Regions from separate parts of the Mus musculus genome. Here region 2 is linked to region 1. The links are chromatin loops, found by intact Hi-C in ENCODE. Cell type or tissue: left cerebral cortex. All regions are shown on one strand. Links, peaks and the distances in the headings refer to the core of each region. The heading gives the core; the rest is flanking DNA. Region 1 overlaps Nsd2 (nuclear receptor binding SET domain protein 2). Region 2 overlaps Letm1 (leucine zipper-EF-hand containing transmembrane protein 1).

The links. Peaks named below come from ENCODE experiments on the same cell type or tissue, not always from the same donor. Only the 100,000 strongest peaks of a DNase experiment are listed, where the experiment ranks them.
Region 2: it touches region 1 in a loop (2.2-fold over the local background); 2 of 42 quality-filtered maps call a loop at or near these places.

The regions. Positions count from the first base shown.
Region 1 is chr5:33,892,240-33,897,239 of GRCm38, forward strand. It overlaps Nsd2 (nuclear receptor binding SET domain protein 2), which reads left to right. Exons shown (of 21, transcript NM_175231.2): 20 at 1,166-1,370; 21 at 2,667-5,000. The coding sequence ends at 2,938. Among named protein-coding and RNA genes, the nearest start is that of Mir7024, 4.2 kb to the right of the region's middle. In left cerebral cortex, for the core only: a CTCF peak has its summit at 473 (motif pointing right); a DNase peak (open chromatin) is centred at 3,053; H3K27ac peaks cover 604 bases.
Region 2 is chr5:33,760,050-33,776,409 of GRCm38, forward strand. Letm1 (leucine zipper-EF-hand containing transmembrane protein 1) reads right to left here. Exons shown (of 14, transcript NM_019694.2): 3 at 9,312-9,762; 4 at 2,410-2,553; 5 at 1,531-1,668; 6 at 674-877. It also overlaps the pseudogene Gm30708. Among named protein-coding and RNA genes, the nearest start is that of Letm1, 14 kb to the right of the region's middle. In left cerebral cortex, for the core only: a CTCF peak has its summit at 7,851 (motif pointing right); a DNase peak (open chromatin) is centred at 7,799.

The DNA.
Region 1 (5,000 bases), core at 1-5,000:
TTCTGTGAGAATTATCCTAATGAAGCACCAACAGATGTGTGGCTTAAATATCAAGAACGTAGACTCAGTCTTGAACACAGGTAAGGTGAAATCAGAGTTATTGACAGGACCATGTTTGCTCAAAAGTTTCAAGAGTCTGTAAGGCCTCCTTCCCGCTCCTGTTGATGACTGGTGTTTCTTAGGTTGTGCAAGCCTTATCCTGGTGTTGCATTGCTTCACTTGAGGCTCCATGTGGTTGGTGTCTATCTTGACCATTGCCTCCACTGCCTTGCTACCTTTTTGTTGTTTGCATTGCTGTATGTAGGTCCCAGAGCCCATGCCTGCTAGGCAAGTGCTCTCCGGAGTTACAGCTTTTGGACACCAGTCCCTTTCAAGTTGATTGCAAGCCATGCTTACTTGATGTGCCAGTGTTGATTTTTATTGTATTTTTAAAATTTCTTTATTTTTTATATATGATGAGGACACTGTCACTGTCTTCAGACACACCAGAAGAGGGCATCGGATCCTATTACACATGGTGGTGAGCCACCATGTGGTTGCTAGGATTTGAATTCAGTCAGTGCTCTTAGCCACTGAGCCATCTCTTTAGCTCTTGTAACTTCATTCACAATGACTTCTAAAATTACGTTTCCAAGGTCCTTGGGAGAATATGAATTTTGGGGTACCCCTTACATGCAAAAGGCCAAGGCTATCATGGGCATCTCTACCCTGAGCTGTAGAATGAGCTCATCCTCTAGATATATTCTGAAGGACAGCTGCTTTGACACTGGGTTGCCCTTATCTGTGCTGCTTATAATTGAATTCTTAGCTAAGAGAAGTTCCTAACAGGTCAGTACTCTGACGTCTTTGTTAGCAGATCCCATGCATGACATTATTGAGCCTGTATATTGTGTCTTCTGTCTTAGCAGGAGTTGCTTAAGGTGTAGTGGATCATCCCCTTGGCCATGACCTTCTTCTCTGTGTAGGGAGTATACCCTTTTGTGGTGCTAGAAATGGAACCTACAGCCTTGAGCTACATTTCTAGCTCAGGCACCCTTATGTTGGAACACCCTAGGGATCTGTAATGTCCCTCTGGACCTTGCTTTTTGGGCATCTGTGTAGTTTGTCTTTTTATTACTGCTTCAGTTTGAATTTTATGAGAACTATGCTTAATTCTTAATTCTAGACATCAGCATCCCTTTCATCAGAGGAAAAGGGTAAAAAGGCCAAGAAGAAAACCAGAAGGCGCAGAGCCAAGGGTGAAGGAAAACGGCAGTCAGAGGATGAGTGCTTCCGCTGTGGTGATGGTGGGCAGCTGGTGCTGTGTGACCGCAAGTTCTGTACCAAGGCCTACCACCTATCCTGCCTCGGTTTGGGCAAGCGGCCCTTTGGTAGGTGTCCAGCACCCAGCCAGTTTCTGATGACTTACAGAGGGCTTGCCTGCTGTTCTTACTAGGACTTTCTTTACTGACTGGACCTTCCTTACCAGGTTGCAAATTCATGGGAAGGTCAGGTGGTAAATGTCTCCAGGCCAGGGGACCTGCTGAAGTCTAGGATGGGGTCAGGCAGTAGCTTTCTAAGCCCAGTGTAGAGTGGTCATTTCATTAGCACCAAGATCCAAAGTGGTATGCACCAGGCAGGACGATATTGGAAAAGACAGGTTCCACTGCAGCAGCCTCACTAAGACTAGTCTCAGTGACTGGAGGACCTGGTTGTTAGGCACCTCACCTAACTCCCTCTCAAGGACTTACAGGCACTGTCTGTCCCTAGAGATGACATTAGAGTTAGCAGGAATTGCTATTTAAGATGGAGCCACACAGATTTGGCTCTCTGGAAGACAATAGAATAGGCTTTGTGTCTTACTACCTCTACATCATACTCAAGAGATCATAGCATCGGGATGAAATACAAAGATTTCACTCAAAGACCAGAAATGGCTTTACATATCTGTAGTGGATTTGACAGCTATCCTTAATTCTAACAAAGAGCTTGAGAGATTTATATCTAAGCAGAAAACTGGTTCCTTATAGTAGGCAAAGCACAAGCCAGGCATAATGGCTTACAACTTTAATCTGACCACTTGGGAAGCAGAGGCTGGTGGATTTCTGAGTTCAAGACCAGCCTGCTCTAGGATATTCAGAGGTACACAAAGGAACCCTGTCTCAATTTTTAAAATGGGGAGGGGGCAGGTCAGGGCCACTGCCATCAGTAGACACCTGCTAGTGTTAGTGTGCTGTGTCTGGTGTGATGCTGCAGTTGGCAGGATGTATGCTGTAGTCCGCAGCACTTAGTACCTGCCTGGCCTTTGAGCACCAATTACAAGCTTCTCTCTGGCAACGGAAATGAAAAGCAGGCTCTTGTGTTAATTTGTATTTATTTGACTAGCCAAATAAAAAAGTGATTTTAAGTTAGGTATGCTGATATGTCCCAGTTGGCCCACCAACTCAAGGCTGAAGCAGGAGGATGGCTAGTTATAAAGATCCCGGTCACCTTGAGGAACATATTGAGATGGGTATCTCTTGTAAGAAAAATAAGACTATGGATGGATATCAGCTCAATGCTACAGCACATGCTTGTGGCCCTGGGTTCAGTCCCTAGTACCCCTCAAAAAACATTCTTCTCCACCCTGAATATACTGAAACTTTGAATCTGTTACTTCCATTTGCTGATAGTGTGCTTTATTGCAGGGAAGTGGGAATGTCCTTGGCATCACTGTGATGTATGTGGCAAACCTTCTACCTCATTTTGCCACCTCTGCCCCAACTCATTCTGTAAGGAACACCAAGATGGGACTGCTTTCCGTTCCACCCAGGATGGGCAGTCCTACTGCTGTGAGCATGACTTGAGGGCAGACTCTTCAAGTAGCACCAAGACTGAGAAACCCTTTCCAGAATCACTGAAGTCAAAAGGAAAGAGGAAGAAAAGGCGGTGCTGGCGAAGGGTCACAGATGGCAAATAGCGCTTGGTCAGATCCTGGGGTGGTGTGGGGCAGCCAGCCCTGCAGACAGTGGGAAGGCAAGCACGGCACCCACCCCAAGGACCCAGCTCCTAGCGCTGTGTATAGGCCTGCTTGGGTGGGAGGCAGCTCCTCCCACCACTGAGCCATCCTCAGCAGCTGCGCTGCGTCTGCACTGATGCCTGTCAGCTGCAGGCAGGCTTGGTGGGCCAGGATAAACAAGCCTTACTACACAGCGCCACCTCTACACTTGAATCTGAGACCCAGCGTCAAGGTGCCCTCCCATTTCTATTTTAGATTAAAGTTATGATTGAAGATTAACTGGCATGTGAAATGCTTTTATCTTACCTGAAACAAAGAATTTTCTAAAGGTCACCATTAGCTCTGTCCTGATGGTGCAGGCTTCTATTCACATACTGCCCACCTACTCAGGGCAGACTGGGCCTCCAGCCCTGGGCTCCTTCCGATCAGGATTGGTAATTCTTCTGTTTGAAATAGCCTATGTTCTTTGTATTAATGTGAATTTTTCCTCAAAGTGCTTTGTTTCCACTTTGAGTGGTTGTGGTGTTGTAAGATTCCTCTCGTGGCTTCCCTGTTTGTGGACATGACCAGTGACAGCAGTGTGGCCTGTGGAGCAGAGCAGCTGCCTTTGTTTTGCCTGTTTTTCTCTAATGTCTTCTGAAAACCTTGTACATTTTCGTCACTTGGTATGTTTCTGACATTTATTCCCAACATACTTTTGCTAAAACACATTACCAGCTAAACTGTATCTGAGTTGTCGGGCAGATATAAACTATTGAGCACAGAGGGAGGTAACCACAGTATCTGGGGTGGGGGTGGGGGGGTGGCACAAGGCAGCCTGAAACCTAGGCTAATGCTTTCTGTTTGGTGCATTTGTTTTTGGAGCCTAAAGCTGGTTGCCCGTTCTCTCTCCACCTGGTTTCATGGTGGTCAAGACTGATGGTATCTGTTTCCCTGTGAGATTTAAGTGATTTATTTTAAAGGTCCAGCTCAAGGACTACTAGACTGTCTGTCCTTTGGCTTGCTTCTGCCTTCCCAGGCCTTGGAGAGCTTGGGACACCAAGAAAGGAAACCTCATGCTTTCTTTCTATTGGGAGGGAAGGTGCACACAATGCATCAACAATGGATGGCTTTGGAAAAACCACAAAGTTAAACTAGCCATTAAGTCCCCAAGGTTTGCTACTCACTGCTGTCCTGCTGCTCTCTAGCCTTGTAGAACTGCAGTCTCCATTTGAACCAGGACTGAGTACTCTTAGTGGTCAGCATCAGTCATGACACCCGAAAGCCGAGCATGTCGTGAGCACTGATCAGAGACCACTCCTTTGGCACTTCTATAGTAGTCCCCCAAAAGTTGAAGCAGCTTTGCAGGCAGCCTGTTGCTTCCATAGGCACAGGCCTAGTTACCTCTGGAGACGCCTATTTGACTGGACAAGGTCAGGAACACTTTTCAGTTTAGAATTTAATCTGGCTCAAATTGCTCTATAAAAATACTAGACTAGTTCATAAAGTTCTGTTACTTATGGTCCCAATTTGAAAGGCTGATGTAGTGATAGGCCACATAGCCTCCTCACATGCACATGGCCCCCAGGCTCCATGGTGGGCCCATCTTGTCCCAAACCATCCTTTCCTACCAGCTGAGTAGCTTCTGCGGAAGAGAACAGCAGCAGAGCTGATTCTGCAGTACACTTTGGGAACAAATTAACTTTAAAAAAAAAACTTAAGTAAAATCTTGGGATTTTTGGTTCCAAATTATTTTATAGTCTTTCTGAAGGAAATGATTGTGGACATGTTAAGACAGTTTCCCCTTTCTAAAAGTATTAATGAATAATAACACTAACTCTAAAAACCAACCGAAGACCTATTTACAAATCTGGGGTGATTGGCCTTTCCAACAGGCCTAGGGCTGTGACTCTGGGTGTGATAGGTGTCCTGAATCTGACAGAGATGTTTCTTTCTGAATATCAACTCCAGTTTCTTCTTCCTTAATGTGACATAAACAAATGAAAACTGCCCATCTTCCATACTACTCAGGAGCCTTGGCATC
Region 2 (16,360 bases), core at 5,615-10,614, 130 kb before region 1:
TAGCTCCTGAAGATGTAAGCAATAAAGTTTTGCCGCAGAAGATTCTGGTCTGTTGTGTTCTTCCTGGCCGGGCGTGAGAACGCTATTAAGAAGGATAAAACTCAGGAGTCTGGGTGCTTACATAGCAGGGGAGGCTATGGATTCTCCCAAGGGGGGAAACAAACAAAACAAACAGAACAAAACTGAGGTCTGATGGTTTATGCTTGTAATCCGAGCAATCAAGAGTGTAGGGCAGGAGGATTGCCAAAAATGTGAGGCTAGCCTGGGTCATTTAGTGAGTTTTAGGCTAGCCTGAGCTATGTAAGAAAAAGGAATGACAAGAAAATGTAAAAGAAAAATGAGGGGGGCTGGTGAGATGGCTCAGTGTGTAAGAGCACCCGGCTGCTCTTCCGAAGGTCCAGAGTTCAAATCCCAGCAACCACATGGTGGCTCACAACCATCTATAACAAGATCTGACGCCCTCTTCTGGAGTGTCTGAAGACAGCTACAGTGTACTTACATATAATAAATAAATAAATCTTAAAAAAAAAAAAAGAAAAAAGAAAAATGAGAAGACTGAGCATTGTAGACTGAAAAGGTAACCAAGACACATGGGCAAGACACAAAGACAGTGTCAACCTCACAGTGGCCAGAACAGTGCCCTACAATAGGGGAGGCTTCTGGCCCACCTCACCTTATCATCAGCCTTTATGGACCTCAGGCGCATGGTGAGCTGGAAACGCAGGAAGTTGTTGGTGCCAATGGACTGAAGCTCCAGCAGCTTGCACAGTGCTACCAGCTGAGGCCTCGTGAGGTTATCCAGGGTCAGTTCATCCTCAAACAGTTTGGAAAAACGCATGATTTCCTCATTGCTGGGTCTCTCCCCTGTCTCCCGGATCTGCAGAAGTAATCCCAAGTATTACTCAGCATGCATTCTCCTGTCCCCACAGCTAACCTCTGGTCCCAGCTGGACGGAAGCAAGAGCGAGCAGACGCAGCTCTAGACCACCTACTGCTCTCCGAGCTCTCCCAGGAGCTGTCAGCCTCAGGCAGCTAAGCCTGGGCTGCACCATTATACAGAGGATCAGTACCCGCAGCACCATCCAGGCTGCAGTCTCCCAGGAGCCTGGGCGTGCCAGCTGTGGGACCAGCTCTGCTGTTTTCTTTCCATCAGGGCTGTGGGGCAGTGACCCAAGATCTCATGCCACAACCCCATTTCTCAGTGGCAGGAAGAGGCCACCTTTGTATATACCTATAGCTCCCGTGAGAGGGAATGAGCACAGGGAGTAGGCAGTTAGCTTAAGTTCTGTTCTAGGGGCTTGAGTCTGCTAAGGAGGAGGAGGAAAAGGAGGAAGAGGAGGAGGAAGAAAAGAAAAAAAAGAGGAGAAGGAGGAAGAGGAGGAGGGAAAGGAAGAGGAAGGAGGGAGGAGCAGCAGTAGCAGTTGTGGTGGTGGTGGCAGCGGCGGTAGCAGCGGCAGAAGGAAGGAAGAGGGAAGAAAAGACTCATAGTGCTTGACATTTGAATCATCATGTGACACGGGGAGTACTGCACCTTCTGGAAAAATGCAGAGAAATCTTTGGTGGCATTCCCTTTGGCTGCCTTGTTCTTCAGGGCCATTTCCTCTATGGTGTCCTGGAGAAACTTGGCCAGCTCCAGCTTCACCCTCAGCTCCTTCTTCAGCCTTTCCTCCTGTGAGAGCAAAGTGAAGGTTATACTCTAGTCCTACTCGGACCCTCTGCACGCCACCACTACCTGTCTCTACCATACAAAGTAGGTTCAAAGCCTGCTCAGACTGCTGCTCACTGCAAGAAAAGTCTCCCACATGCCATACCCTTCAAGGAACAAAATCTAAGTAAGATATACTCAAATATTTCTCAAATGGTTCATGTGAATCCCTAGCCCTACCTCAATAGCAGAAGTTGGTAAACTTGTTCCATCAGGGGCCATACAGTGAGGCTTTGGGACCTCTGGGGTCATTTGGTCTGATCAATCACTCGACTCAGCTGGTGCTTCATAAAAGAACCAGTGACACATATGAAACAGTGTGTGGAGGTCTGGATAGAATTTTAGACTCATTTTCTATTTGGTGTGTGTATGTGTATGTTGACTTACATGAGTGTGGACACTGGGTGTGATCAGAGGATACCTTGGTCCTTACCATCTACCTGTTTGAGACAGGGTTTCTTCTTTGTTGCTTGTGACTAGCTGGCACCCCATCTTTTGGGAACTGTCCTGTCTCTACCTTACATTTTGTCATAGGAGCACTGAGGTTAGCGGTGCACTACCCTGCTTGGTTTCTACATGGCTGCAGAGATTTAAGTTTAAGACCTTGTGCTTTCCTGCAAGTATCTCTTTACTTGCTTTGCTATGTCCCCAGTCCTCAGACTAGACTCATTCAAGTGTACTCAAAGTCCCTGTGCCCTTCCTTACCTTGATAGACTGGGTCTCAAATGTAGAGGGCAGCATGTTGGGGAAGAGCTTCACAACTACAGGCAGCAGGAATTCCATGAAGGGCACCACCACGAACACCAGGAAGGGCACTAGACGGAAGAGGTCCGCACAAATCCGGAGAAACTGCAAAGATGTGGGTTCATGAGCAGTGACAGAGCAGGCAGAGGTATTTCTCCCACCCTCACTACAAACTGAGCAACATGGTGAGGTGACTCGAGAGCTCTTGGCAGATACTTCAGAAACCTATTTCTCTCTTAGAATCCAAACTGCATGCCAATGGCCTTCAATAAAAGGGATAGGTACTAACTTACAGGTCACCAGATACACAGAGCATGAAATAAACAAAACAGGCTCAAAAGAAGACAATTTAGATAAGATAACAATCTTCGAAAGATGTCTTGGACCACCCCCTACAAGTAGGGGGCCTGTGAAGTCCTTCAAATGAGTTTATAATTTTCCATAGTGGAGTCTATTACAGGCCATGGTCTAGACAATTTCTTAGATGCTCTAACATCTTAGAAAGTACTCGCTTATTTTTAATGGTTCCAATCTCTATGTATAATTTTATTTTGATTTATTTATGTGTATGAATGTTTTGCTTGTAGGTAGGTAGGTAGGTAGGTAGGCACAGCATGTGTGGCCTGGTTCACAGAGAGGTCAAAAGAGGGTGTCTAAGAGGAGTTAGAGATGGTTGTGAGATTGAATACAGGTCCTCTGCAAGATCATCAAGTGTTCTAAACCACTGAGACATCTCTCCAGCCCCATGGTCTCAGTCATCCTTAGTTGCAACTTTTTACTGGGTTTTCTGGCCCAAGTGCAAGTTTTTCAAGTTTTTTGCTCTTGAACCTCATTATAAATCTGGTAAAAACATCTAGGAATAAACTATTCCACATCCTGACTATGTTTTTCTTGAAATTTCCACTGCAAAAATTAGTCTATAAACTTTAAACTCAAGCTCCCACAGTTTGAAGACACAGATGAAATCTAGACAAGTTCTTTGCCAGAATAGAACATGAATGGCCTCTAGCCCAATTCTCAATCAAGTCCTGTTTCCAACTGAAAATTAATGTTGGTGGCATGCATGTGTGTGCCATGGCCCACAATTGACATTAGGTGTCATTCGTTCATTATTGCTCTCCATCTAATGTTTGAAGAGACCATCTCTGAACCTGGAGCTTGATGTTTCAGCTGTGCTGGCTAACCAGTGGTCCCAAATCCTGCCTGTCTCCACAACCCCAGAGTTTATAGATATGTGCCACCAAGTCCAGCTTTAATGCAGGTGCCAGGAATCTGAACTCCGCCTCATGCTTTACAGCAAATACTTTAGCCCCTGACTAACTACATGATCTTTACTGGCCATATTTCTGTCAGAATTTTGGTCTTCTGAGCTCCTGACAGAATCACTCACTAAGCTCTGTACAAATTATTCCTTATACCATCCCAAAGGCTTAAGAACTGCAGGGTCAGGGTTAATGATGCATGCCCCTGTTTCTGGTATCAACATTCTGTATTAACACATTTTCTTATAACTGACTAAAACACCTGAGAGAACAATTCAGCCAAAGGAAGAATTTATCTTTGCTCATGGTCTCAGAAGTTTCCACCCATCATGGTACCCATGTATTGGCAGAGCAAAGAAGCTCACATCAGGGTAGCCAGGAGGCAACAACAAGGAAGCAGAGAAAGACAGAGTCACAAGGGCAGTGACTCCAGTGATTTATCTCATTTCCTCCACCTAGGGTTAGAGTGCATTAGATTACAGCCCTGACAATCTAATCATTTCTCAATGACTTGACTTTTGTGGGCTCTTGCACACATGTGGTATATATAATACACATAAAAAACATGCATTGTTTCCTTTTTTCTATGATTTATTTTTACTTTATGTACATTGGTGTTTTGACTGTACATTGGTCTGTGTGAGGTGTCAGATCCCCTGAAAATGGAGTTCCTTACAATTGTGAGCTGTCATGTGCTTCTGGAAATTGAACCTGGGTCCTTTGGTAGAGCAGCCAGTGCTCTTAACTGCTGAGCTATCTCGCCAGCCCCAAAAAACATATATTTTAATTAAAAGAATAAAATTTCGCTGGACAGTGGTGGCGCACACCTTTAATCCCAGAACTTGGGAGGCAGAGGCAGGCTGATTTCTGAGTTCGAGGCCAGCCTGGTCTACAGAGTGAGTTCCAGGACAGCAAGGGCTACACAGAGAAACCCTGTCTCGAAAAAAAAAAAAAAAAAAAAACACAAATGAAGGAGAAGAATAAATTTGGGTTGGGGAGCCAGGCATAATGATGGTATGGCATTTGGGAGGGACAAACAAGAGGACTTTGAATTCAAAACCAGCCTGGGTTACACAGTGGGAGTAACGGTGCAGCCTTTTGTCCTGGCTTGAGAGACAGAGACGGGTGGATCCAGATGGATCACTATGAGGTCAAGGCCATTCTGGCCTATATATCAAGTTCCAGGACAGCATTGGCTACATAGTAAAACCCCGTCTAAGGGGATAAAAAGGTAAACAGGGGGAGCAAGATGGCTTACTGATTATGAATACTTGCTGCTCTTGCAGAGGACGCAGGTTCAATTCCCAGCATCCACATGGCAACTTACAACTATCTGTACTTCCAGTCTTAAGAGATCTGATGTCCTCCTCTGGGCTCTGAGGATACAGGCATGCACATACACACATACATACAGGCAAAGCACTCATACACATAAAACAAAAAGAAGTTTTCTAAACACACACACATATTTGATATTGTTAAAAAATGTGACCCTAGTACATCAGTGTCTAGATGGACTTCAATGCAAAAGCAAATCAAGAAGCTAGCTTTCTTTTTTCTTTCTCGGTGTGTGCCAGGAAAGAGCCCAAGGCCTCTTGTATATACATTAAACACGTGCTTTACCACTAACATACTCAGCCCACTGAGCTAGCTCTTTACTGGCGTGCAAAGTGCCGGTGGACAAGTGACATAGAGCTGTAAGGACTGAGAAACCAGAGCCATGTACATACATATATATGATCACACAGCTATTGATGTGTGTGTGTGTATATGGGAAAATGTTCGTGTGAGTGCAGGCTTCTAGAGAGGCCAGCAGTAGGTACAGGGATCCCCAAGGTAGAAGTTACAGGTGGTTGAGAGACAACTGCCTGATACCAGTGCTGGGAGCTGAACTTAGGTTCTCTGCAAGAACAAATCCTCTTCCCTGTAAGTCATTTCTCCAGCTTCAAATAGGGAGTAGGATAGGGGCACCATCCAAATTTTCATACCCAGAAGAGTAGAGGTCTCATACCCTTGTAGGAGCGCTGGTATGTCTTAAGCTCCCACGGGGATGGCTTACCATGCTCATGAGAACTTGGTGACAGCATCTCCCCTACTTCAAAAACACACACAACACAGATACAATAAATGCCCACGTGTGTTATGGCATCAACCACTTCTAGTTTCCTTCTTTTTTCATTTGTTTGTTTATTTTTTGTTTATTGCATCTCACTATGTAGCCCTTCATGGCCTGGAACTCATTATGTAGACCAGGCTGGCCTTGAAGTCACAGAGAGCCTCCTGTCCCTGCCTCCCAACTACTGAGATTAAAGTTGTGTGCACTACCACACCTGGACTACCACTTCCAATCTATGCAGGTTCAGCAGGCATCTGCAAGTGCTGACCAGGCTATAATAAATACACAAGCATGGGCCCACTGCCCATGAAGGGGCCTCAGCCTGCCCAATGCAAAGGTATCACCAGGTGAGAGAGCAGGTTTCTGAACAGCACAAAAGCACACCAGGATCTAACACGGGGCAGCTGGGCTGAGAAAGTAAGGTCAGGCCAAGGCTGGACCACATGGTCAGACTGCCGCTCAGAGGTTGCCTTTGTCTGGGAAGAGGACCGCCAGTATACATCTTACTTCTTTAAAAGGACAGCTGTTCCTGGGGTGCAGTTGGTGGCCCCTCTGCCCACAATGCATGGCAAGAAGGGTAGGAAGTATGAACCACTTGGACCTGGGCTCTGTTTGAGAGTCTGGGTGACTCCTAAGCACCCTGGAAGAACACAGGTTCTGAGGGCGGCCACAGCTTGAGCCTGAGCACCTGCAAAGGTTGTCCATTCTGCTGAGTTGACAGCAGCAGAGGCTTCCCAGAGACATACAAGAGTGGGTTGGGGAGGACCAGCGCTTGTTCTGAACGTGCGTTCTGACTGCACACAGAAAACCAGCAGGAGCACAGTGAGCAGTGAGCGTGGCGGGGAGTGGGGGTGGGGCGGGGGCAGAAGCCCAGGCTGGGTGGGCATAGGTACTGTAAGGACATCAGCTGTAGATGGGCTTTCTGTGTCCTACAAGGGGAGGCAATGCTACCTGGGCCAGATGCCTTGTGATGTTCTACCCTAGGGATAAAGAGTCGCCTGCCTGAGTGGCATACAAATGCTAAATAAGCCCCCAAAGGGCCTGGGATTCAGGACACAGCTAGTGTTCCTCACAAAGTAGTGGCACCCACAGGGTACAAGTTAAGGTCGTGGACCAGGAAAAGAATATCAGTGGGAAAGCTGGAAAACTGAATCAAGTCTGGATATTAGCCAAGTAGAAAGCTAAGCCATGACCATTATGAAACATGAGGGGACTGAGGTGGAGGGTCCAAGCACAGCACTGTCACTTGCTAAGAGTTCTCTATGGATCTAAAGTTATCTTGTTGGAGTGATGTATTTTTACACTGTGTAAAGATGTGTCTCTGTCCTTCCTTGCCTGCCTAAGGCACCTTCTGAATGATTAAAATAAAAACTCTACCTACAGTAGAAGGCAGAATAGTAAGGTGGGACTTCCAGACAGAGGGAAGAATACTGAGAAGGAGCCAGGTGCGGGAGATTCAGCCAGCCAGACACGGAGGAAGAAGCAGGCCAGGAAGGAAGGAGGCAGTTAACTAGCCATGTGGCAGGACTTAAATTAGTATAAAGGGGATAATTGAGTTATGAACAGGTGGGTAACAATGCCTAGCTATAAGGTCAAAAGCTTATAAATAGTCTCCGTGGGAACTGAGGTAGGCATAAAGGTCCACGGTTACATTTGAAAGTAAAAGATTTATTTAAAAATCAAACTAAAGCCCACAAAATAAGTTAGGGAAATCCCCAAGAGCTAGAAACAAAGAGCAGACACAGACCCCCACCTAGGCGTGATCCTACACAGCCCCACGGGTCTCCCAGCACCCAGAGAGAAACGTACAGCACGGAGAAGATGGCTTACCACCGACTTCACCCAGGGTTCCCAGAGTTAAGATTCCTTTGAAAGTAGTACAGAATCACTAAGCAGGGCTGAGATGTAGCACAGTAGGTAGAGTGGTTGCCTGGTGACTGAGAATGGCCCTATAGGCTCAGATATTTGAATGCTTAGTCGCCAGAGGGTGGCACTACTTTCTCAAGATTAGGAGGTGTGCCCTCGTTATAGGAAGTGTGTCACTGGGCTTCGAGGTTCCAAAAGCCAAAGCCAGGCCCAGTCTGTCTGTCTGTCTGTCTGTCTGTCTCTCTCTCTCTCTCTCTCTCTCTCTTTCTATCTTCTTGCAGTCTGTGGATCTGGACATAGAGTCTGCATACCACTGTGCACCCCGCCATGATGATAATGGACTAAGCCTCTGAAACTGTAAGCCAGCCCCAACTGAATGTTTCCTTTTATAAAAGCTGTCTCTTTACAGCAGCAGAATACCAACTAAGACACATGAGTTCAATCCACCCTGGCACTGTATAAGCCAAGCATGGTGGCACAGGTGTATAATCACTTGGAAGGTGGAAGCAAGATCAGAAGTTTAAGGTCAACATAAGCTACATAGTGAGTTTGAGGCTCCCTGAGTTACAGGAGACCATGTCTTAAAAAAAAAAGAAAAAGAAAAAGACAAACAAAAACCATACGGAATCACATACATGCACACAAGTCACTCACCATGGGCAAAGTCCACAATAAAGAATGAACCCATCTCCCACGAATATTAGAAAATAGAAATTCTCATTTTAGGAGTGAAAGATATTCAGAAATGTTAAATACTTAAAAGGAAGAACTAAAAACTAAAAAACAAAACAAAACAAAAAGGACAAAGATCCTACCAAGAAAAAAAAACTGATGGTAACAAGCCAACACACACACACACACACACACACACACCACACACACACACACAGCACTTCTAGAAGTAAAATCCCATGCACACAACAGCCCAGTTGTCGGCTAGGACACTATTTCAGCTGACAGCAGACAGAAAGCAATAGCACTGGGTTACCTAGGTAACCTGAGATCCTTGAGTTCTAGGCTCCTAGGTGGCCAGGACACAGGCACAGCCACCACGTATTTGGTTTAAGACTCCCCTACCCCGACCCCTACTTTTTTAGGATTTATTTTTATTTTCTGTGTATAAATGTTTTACCTGAATGTATGTAAGGGTACTACATGTGTGCCTGGTTTGCAAGGCCCAAAGAAGGTATGGGATTCCCTGAAACTGGTATCACACAGTATAGTTGTAAGCCACTATCTAAGTGCTGGGAATTGAATACAGGTCCTCTGAAAAAACAGCAAGTGTTTTTAATGACTGAGCCATATCTCTAGTCTCAGGAAGGGTCTTTTCATAGCTAAAGGACAGAAGGAATTACATACCAGACCCACAGAGCCAAAGAAATAACTTTAAGAAACTTCTGCAGAGGGACACAGTGTCTCCGAAAAGAAACTAGAGGCAGAAACAGAGACGCCAAAGCTGCAGGAAATCACCAACGGAGGAGACAGTGTGTCAGCACTGGCATGACAACTCACTTGTAGCATGAGCTAGGCTTATGTTTCTATAAACTTCCACTGACGTTTTATCCAGAGGAGTAGAGCATAACCTGCAGCAGATCAAAGGAGCAGGGTGTGTCCCATACCTGCCTGCGCTCCCGGCGGGTCAGCGTATGGCCATTGAGGATGCGCCAGAGCATCCGGGCAGCGATCTTGGTGTCGATCCAGAGCAGGCGGAAGCCATGGTAGTAGTGCCTCAGCTCATCCAGTACCTTCTGCCCGAGGGATTTCCTCACCACCACCTGCGCGGGCGGGCTGTACACGGGGCCGCCCTCCTCCAGCTTCTTATTCTTGTCTTTTAAGGACTTAAGGGACTTCTCTATCACAGAGTCCTCTCCTAGCGGAGATGATGAGTGCCAGCCGCGCACAGGAAGGTACTGAGGTCCCGTAACCACCAGCCTTGCAGAGGCAGGTGTCCATGTTGTTCTTGCTGCGGTGCCCTGGCACTCAGGCCTCTGAGTCCAACAGCTGAGGGGCTCACCTTTGAAGCAGAGGTACACAGGGTGGGCTGGAGTACAGCAACGAGACAGAACACTCCTTGAAAAGGAAAAAAACACAAAAGCAGCAATGAGAAATTTCCACCTATCTGACCACTCAGCACCAAACATCAACCTATACTTCATGGTGGATCGAAGTATGTAAGTACCTGCTTTCTTGGAGGGAGCCTTTGGGAGGGCTTCATGTGAAGCTAGGACCTGAGCCTCATTGGCCTAACTCATAAGTCCCCCAAGACACACATCAGTAGTGTGACATGTACACACAGCAGAGCTTGACCAGACTCTACCTAACCCCTGGCACGGGACGTAGGGTTTGAGGATATGGGGTACAGAGTCAAGAGTCTGTTCAGTTTGGATATTCTCTCTCAACAAGTGACTCTTGGTTGACAGAAGGCACTAGAGTAAAAGGGAAATCCCAAAGAAGAGTCCAGGGCCCATCCCTTACCTGTCTCTAGCATGACGCCCCACCTCTGTCCACTTCTCCCTTAGTATACTCTTTGAGGAACGTACCTATCCAACACCTGCCACAGAGGGATGAGAGGCACATATGTCATCAGGCCTACACCTCTTCACCAGAATGAAGGCTACATAATGGCCCTAAAAAAGGTGAGGCCACAGCCAGAAGCTGTTAGCTAAGAACCTTAGACTTCTCTGTCCACACTGGATCAGGCTCACAGGGCTGCCTGGAACCCAAGTAGTGCCCACTCACAGCGTGATGACAAATAAGACCAACTGCAGAGGAGATAGTGCCTAGCTAGCCCGGAGCTGAGAGTTATACCGCAAGGCCTTTTCCAGAGCCCACACGGAGCCACGGTCAGCACTGAGCTTACCATTTGACATAAACAACCGATCTGTACAGTCCTCCTCAAGGTCTGAAATGTACATTAGCAACCTCTCCCTACCAGTGATTAACAGTTCCATCTCTAGGCGGCCACAAACTCCAAATTTACTCTAGAGATCTGTGGTGGGTTCCCACAACCCCCTTTCTCTGCCTCTAGCACTTGGCTAGATTCCCGTGTGAGGACTGGAGCTCTGAAGTAGATTGTCCATAGTAGGCTTAAAAGCTGCAGCTCTGGGCTGTGAAATGGTTCAGTGAATAAATATGACTGCTGCCAAGCCTGACGACCTGAGTTAGACCCCTGGGACCCACAGGTAAGAGAAAACCAATTCCTGTAAGTAAACGTCCTCTATTTCTATCCTGGTGCCATGACATGCACCTCTGCTACACACAATAAACACCCTGGGCTACAGAGCAATTCAGTGAGCCAGTATTGACTTAGTAAAATCCATGTCTCAAGCAACAACACCACATACACACACACACACACACACACACACACACACAAAATGTTGGCCCACTTGCTATAACTGCAATAATGTCATAACTCAGGAGCTTCCTCTGTAATCTCATATTAAAATACACCTACCACAAAGGGAGCCAAAAGTGGTGGCCCTGTCAAGGCAATGGGAAGCATGGTATGACTTTCCAGAGCTACAGTCCCCTCATAGGCAGGCTCATGTAAGATCAGTGATATGCATGGCCTCAGCTCAGTGTGTGGTGTCCAGTGAAAGCTGGCAAAGAGCACCATCAGCCCACAAAGAATCCAAGCATGGGACTCACTGGGGTCCAAAGCTCCAGCTGCAAGCTCAGCTCTGGTGCCATCATTGGTTACAGCACTCCCCAAACCCCAACTTTGTACTCTGTCACAGACCATAAGCCCACACTGATCTTACAGCAAGCAGAGAAGAGTGGTACAGACATGTCTGTGGACGAGTGAAGACAACAAGAAAGTGTCTGTGAGCATGTAAGCCAGTCCTCTTAATCTGTCTCCCTGGGGTCCTGTAAAGTGCTGTCAATCTCTTTCCAATTCCCACCCGCTCCATAGCTCCACACCTCTGCATTTCCCTGGCTCTGCAATCTTGAGGCTGTGAAGAGACCCCTGAATCAACTCTTTCCTGAACCACAGTGTTACATCACTCAGGGTGAGGCCACATGGAACAAGACAGAGTCCAATCAGCTCCAGAGTGCCACGCAGCTACTTACCAACAGAGAGATGCAGGCCCTACTTCCTACCTTACCTTGCTTGGCCTCACCTCCAAATACAGGGGAAGACAGCTCTGCACATGGGACAAGTACATCATCAGACTTAAACATCAATTTCCCATCCTCAGTGAGGAAGAGTGTGGCTTCCACAGAAGGCTTGATGTCTGCAGGTGTACGGACCAACAAGCCAAGGCAAAGACACATACATATACAAAGATGAAGCAGGCAACACAGCACTCTGGGTAACGGCTGGGTCAAGATCTTGCTCTTAAAGTCAGAGTTTGTTGTTGTTGTTGTTGAAGGGTGAGTCCATCCTTCCATCTCGTGGCTCTCAGGTGTCAAACTCAGGTCAACAGGCTTGGGATCAGGCCTGCACCACTGAGCCACCATCACTGTCGCCTCAGACAGGCTCCTAACTATTGTTATTAACGCGTAATGTTTTGCCATTTCAAACAGTAGCAAGTCACAGGATAAGGTTTTTTTGTTTGTCTGGCAGTCCTAAGAACAGAACCCAGGCCTCCCACGTGCTAGGGCAAGTGCTAAACACTAAGCTCCACCCCAGGCCAAAGGATATAATAATATTCTTACACTTTCTACTGATCCAGAACTAATGTTGGTGCTGCTGGTGTTCAACTAGCACTAGTGCAGGGGCTGGACCACGGGCCCAGCTTCCATTGTCCCTCTCCAACTTCCTCTGGTTTTTACCTTTCTCATTTTAAAATCACCTGCCAAATGGAGTGAAACAGCACCAATCAAACGCAATATTTCAACAAGAAATAGACTGCTGGAGCTGGCAAGATGGCTTAGTGGGTAAGGATGGTTGTCATCGAGTCTCATGCTTAGTTCAATCCCCCAGAGGTCCACACAGTAGAGGAGAGAACTGACTTCTACAGTTTGTCCTTGATCTCCACATATGCACCATAGCATAGGTTCACCCATATACATGTTCCTGCCCCCCAAAATAAGTAAATAAGTAAGTAAGTAAGTAAATGTTAAGAAAAGAGAGAGAGACATACACATTGACACTGGGCAGGGTGGTTGACCACTAACACAAAGCACCCATCCACATATATTACAAAGCTGGGAATCTTAGCAAGGGTGATAGTTTATATAAGGGTCCTGAGCCTTTGTCCTGCCCAGCTTCAATGTCCAGCCTTTGTGTAGGATCAGGAAGACTAAGGAGTATTTACAAAGGATGAGCTTGTATGATCCTTACGCTATCAGCTACATATTCTCAGCTATCTGGCAGGCAAGAACAGGAATAGGGCACACGGACTGACATACATATACACACTTGCATACACACACACACACACATACACACACACACAGACACACATACACGGGTGGTGTGGAAGGGGAGGACACGGATACCTCTTCTGCTGTCAAGTGTTTCTAACTCTAATAAACATTATACAAACGTCAGAGGTATGCCCACAGGCCATTCCCACAAGAACAACTTCCTTGAGCCACTCCAGAGCCTCTAAACACAGGCTACCCCTAGAAAGGCACAAAGCAAGCTAGCAGCCACATGAGAGGCCTAGACAGAAAGGACACCAACCAGGATAAGCCACTCTGTTCTTCAGGAAGTGATGTTAAGAGTCAAGTCATCCTCAGCACAAAGGAAGAACAACAGAGTAGTAATTTTAACAGAGTAAATTTCCAAAATCAAGACCTGATTCCAGAAGTGCAGACAAGTCTACTTAGAGACTTGGTTATACCACATCAGACTACACTTGCTTCCTGGCTGAGGAACTAGATGACACATAAAAAACAGTAAAGTGCCTGGTTCCAGCTCATGACATGAGACTCTGAGCTTAGACGTCATTATATGCTGGGCTTATGCTCTGCAGGGATGCCCTTAGCATGGTATAATTTCCCAGAGCAAATTTTGCCACTGTGAGCACTAAATGTAGAGTAGGCTAGATGGCTCAGCAGACACAGGCACTTGCTAGCTAGCCAGCCTAATGACTTAATTCACCCCTGAGATCTGCATGGCAGAAGGAAAGATCCATTACACCAAGTTGTCCTCTGGCCTCCACGCCTACATTATAATGTATACACACACACACACACACACACACACACACACACACACACACACACATACACTGAAGAACCAAATACTGGAAGCTGGCAAGAAGGCTCAAGGTAAAGGTGATTGCTACTAAACCTGGAGACCATAGTTCAATCCCCGGGACCTATAAGGTGGAAGAAAAGAATCAACTCCCAAAAGTTGTTCTTTGACTGGAAATACACATGATGGTACATGCACACTCATACACATAGATACTCTGTATGTATATAAATATAAACATGTAGACAGACAGACAGCCAGCATGGTGGTGCACTCCTTTAATTGTAGCACACAGGAGGCAGAGGAGGGTGAATCTCTAAATTTGAGGCCAGCCTGGTTTACATAGTGAGTTCTAAGATAGCCTGGGCTACAAAGAAGAGACCTGTCTCAAAAACAAAACAAATAAATAAACAAACAAACAAACAAACAAACACACACAATGAATTGATACCAATGTGTACCTTCCCATTACAAGTCACCTCCAGGACTCAAGATTTCTTTCTTTTTAAAAAACAACAAGGGTTTTTAAAAAAACCCTTCTGAGGGTTCTGTGAGTTAGACTCAGGAATCCTTTTAAGATTTATTTATGTGCAATATTTTGCTTGCATGTTTATGTATCATGTGCATGTTAGGTGGCCACAGAAGACAAGGGAGGGCACTGGACCCTATGAAATGAAGTTGGTTGTGTGGGAATGGAACCTGGGCTCTCTGTAAGAATAGCAATATTCATAGCCAATGAACCATCTCTGTAACTCCAAGATTCAAGAATTCCTGCACGGGTTAGAGAGGTGGCTCAGTCGGTGAAGCGCTTGCCTGAGAAGCTGGGTTTGGATCCTCGGCACCGGTGTCAAAGCTGGGTACAGTGGTGTGCACCTGCAATCCCACTCCAGGGGAGAGAGGGACAAGGCAGACCACTAGTGCTCACTGGCCGGCCGGCCTAGCACAGTCAGTAAACTCCACATCCACTGAGAGCATGGTCAAGGAAGACAGTCCATGGTACCTTCCTTCCACCTTAGACCATGGCCAAGGTCATCCATAACTTTTTGGAGAAGGCACCGTTGATGGTGGCCGCTGCCGTGACTGACTCGAAGCCTTGACTGGCCACATTTTGGCACTACGCCGAGGTTGAGCTGGTTCCCAGCAACCCCTGGTGAAATCCCTACAGCTATTCAGAGCGTGAAAAAAATACCTCAAAGTGCTAAAACTGGTAACTTCAAACACCTTACAGTTAAGGAAGCTGTGCTGAATGGTTTGGTGGCCACTGAGGTATGGATGTAGTTTTATCTCAGAGAGACCACAAGCAAACGTGGCATTGTTGGCTATGATGTCTGGAGACCAATCTTTAATTTCTGATTTGAGTTCTTACTTGAATGCACTTGGATCATGTGTAACAGGACTACTATCTGAATAAAATACTAGCTGTTGGAAAAAAAAAGACAGTCCATGTTATCCTGTGCCTTCCACATGCACATACTAGCACCCACATACAAGTGCTTACTCAAGTGCATTACAATATGCATACACACAAAGATTTCTTACACTGCGTAGCTAAAATGAAAGATTCTGCTGCTCATCCATAAGTGCTGCTTTAAAATATGTAAGCTGCTCAACAGAACTTCATAGTTATTAGCTTTTAAAGCAAAGGTCCAAAATAGTTAAAAGAAAAAAGTTAAAGCTGGGCATGGTGGGACTGGGAGGCAGAGTGGAGTTTGGGATTAGCCTGGATCACATCATGAGATGTCTCACACCAAACAAGGCCTGGGATGGAGAACACCCGCCTGGCAGGACAAGGACCTGGTTTTGATTCCCAGCACAGAAAAGAATTTTTTTAAATGAATAAAGCACAGTTCTTTACATTCTAATATGAATCTTAAAAATCTTAAATGCCAAAAAGGTACTTGACAGGTGTAACATATATTCTTTTTTGTTTTGTTTTGGAGACAGGGTTTCTCTGTATAGCCCTGGCTGTCCTGGAACTCACTTTGTAGACCAGGCTGGCCTTGAACTCAGAAATCTGCCTTGCCTCTGCCTCCCAAGTGCTGGGATTAAAGGCATGCACCACCACCGCCCGGCGTAGCATATATTCTTAATGAGAACACTTTAAAGTAAGAATGAGCAGCTGGGTAGATAAAGAAAGCCCATGACGAGGTCTGCTAAGATGGCCTGAGGTGGCTGTGCTGTATGCCTGGCTGAAGCTGGCCTGAGGCAGAGCTTCCTGCTGAAGCAGGCCCTGAAATTACAGAGTCACAGGCACTGGGACTGGTACTGCTGGTGCCAACAAGATTGCAGCCATAACCTGAACTTGTGCTACCAAGTGAGCTGAGCAGCAAGCAAACACAGTGATGTGAAGTGGCCGAACTAAACTATTACCATAGACTGGCAGGAGCAAGAGCTTGGCAGGACGGTGGAAAAGGAGAGTGAGGGCAGACCACACCTGGGAGCTGCCTTAGAGGCCAAGGTCGGGACCTAACAAATGATGCTTTTTCCGAAAGAGAAGGGAAAAGGATTTTTTGGGGG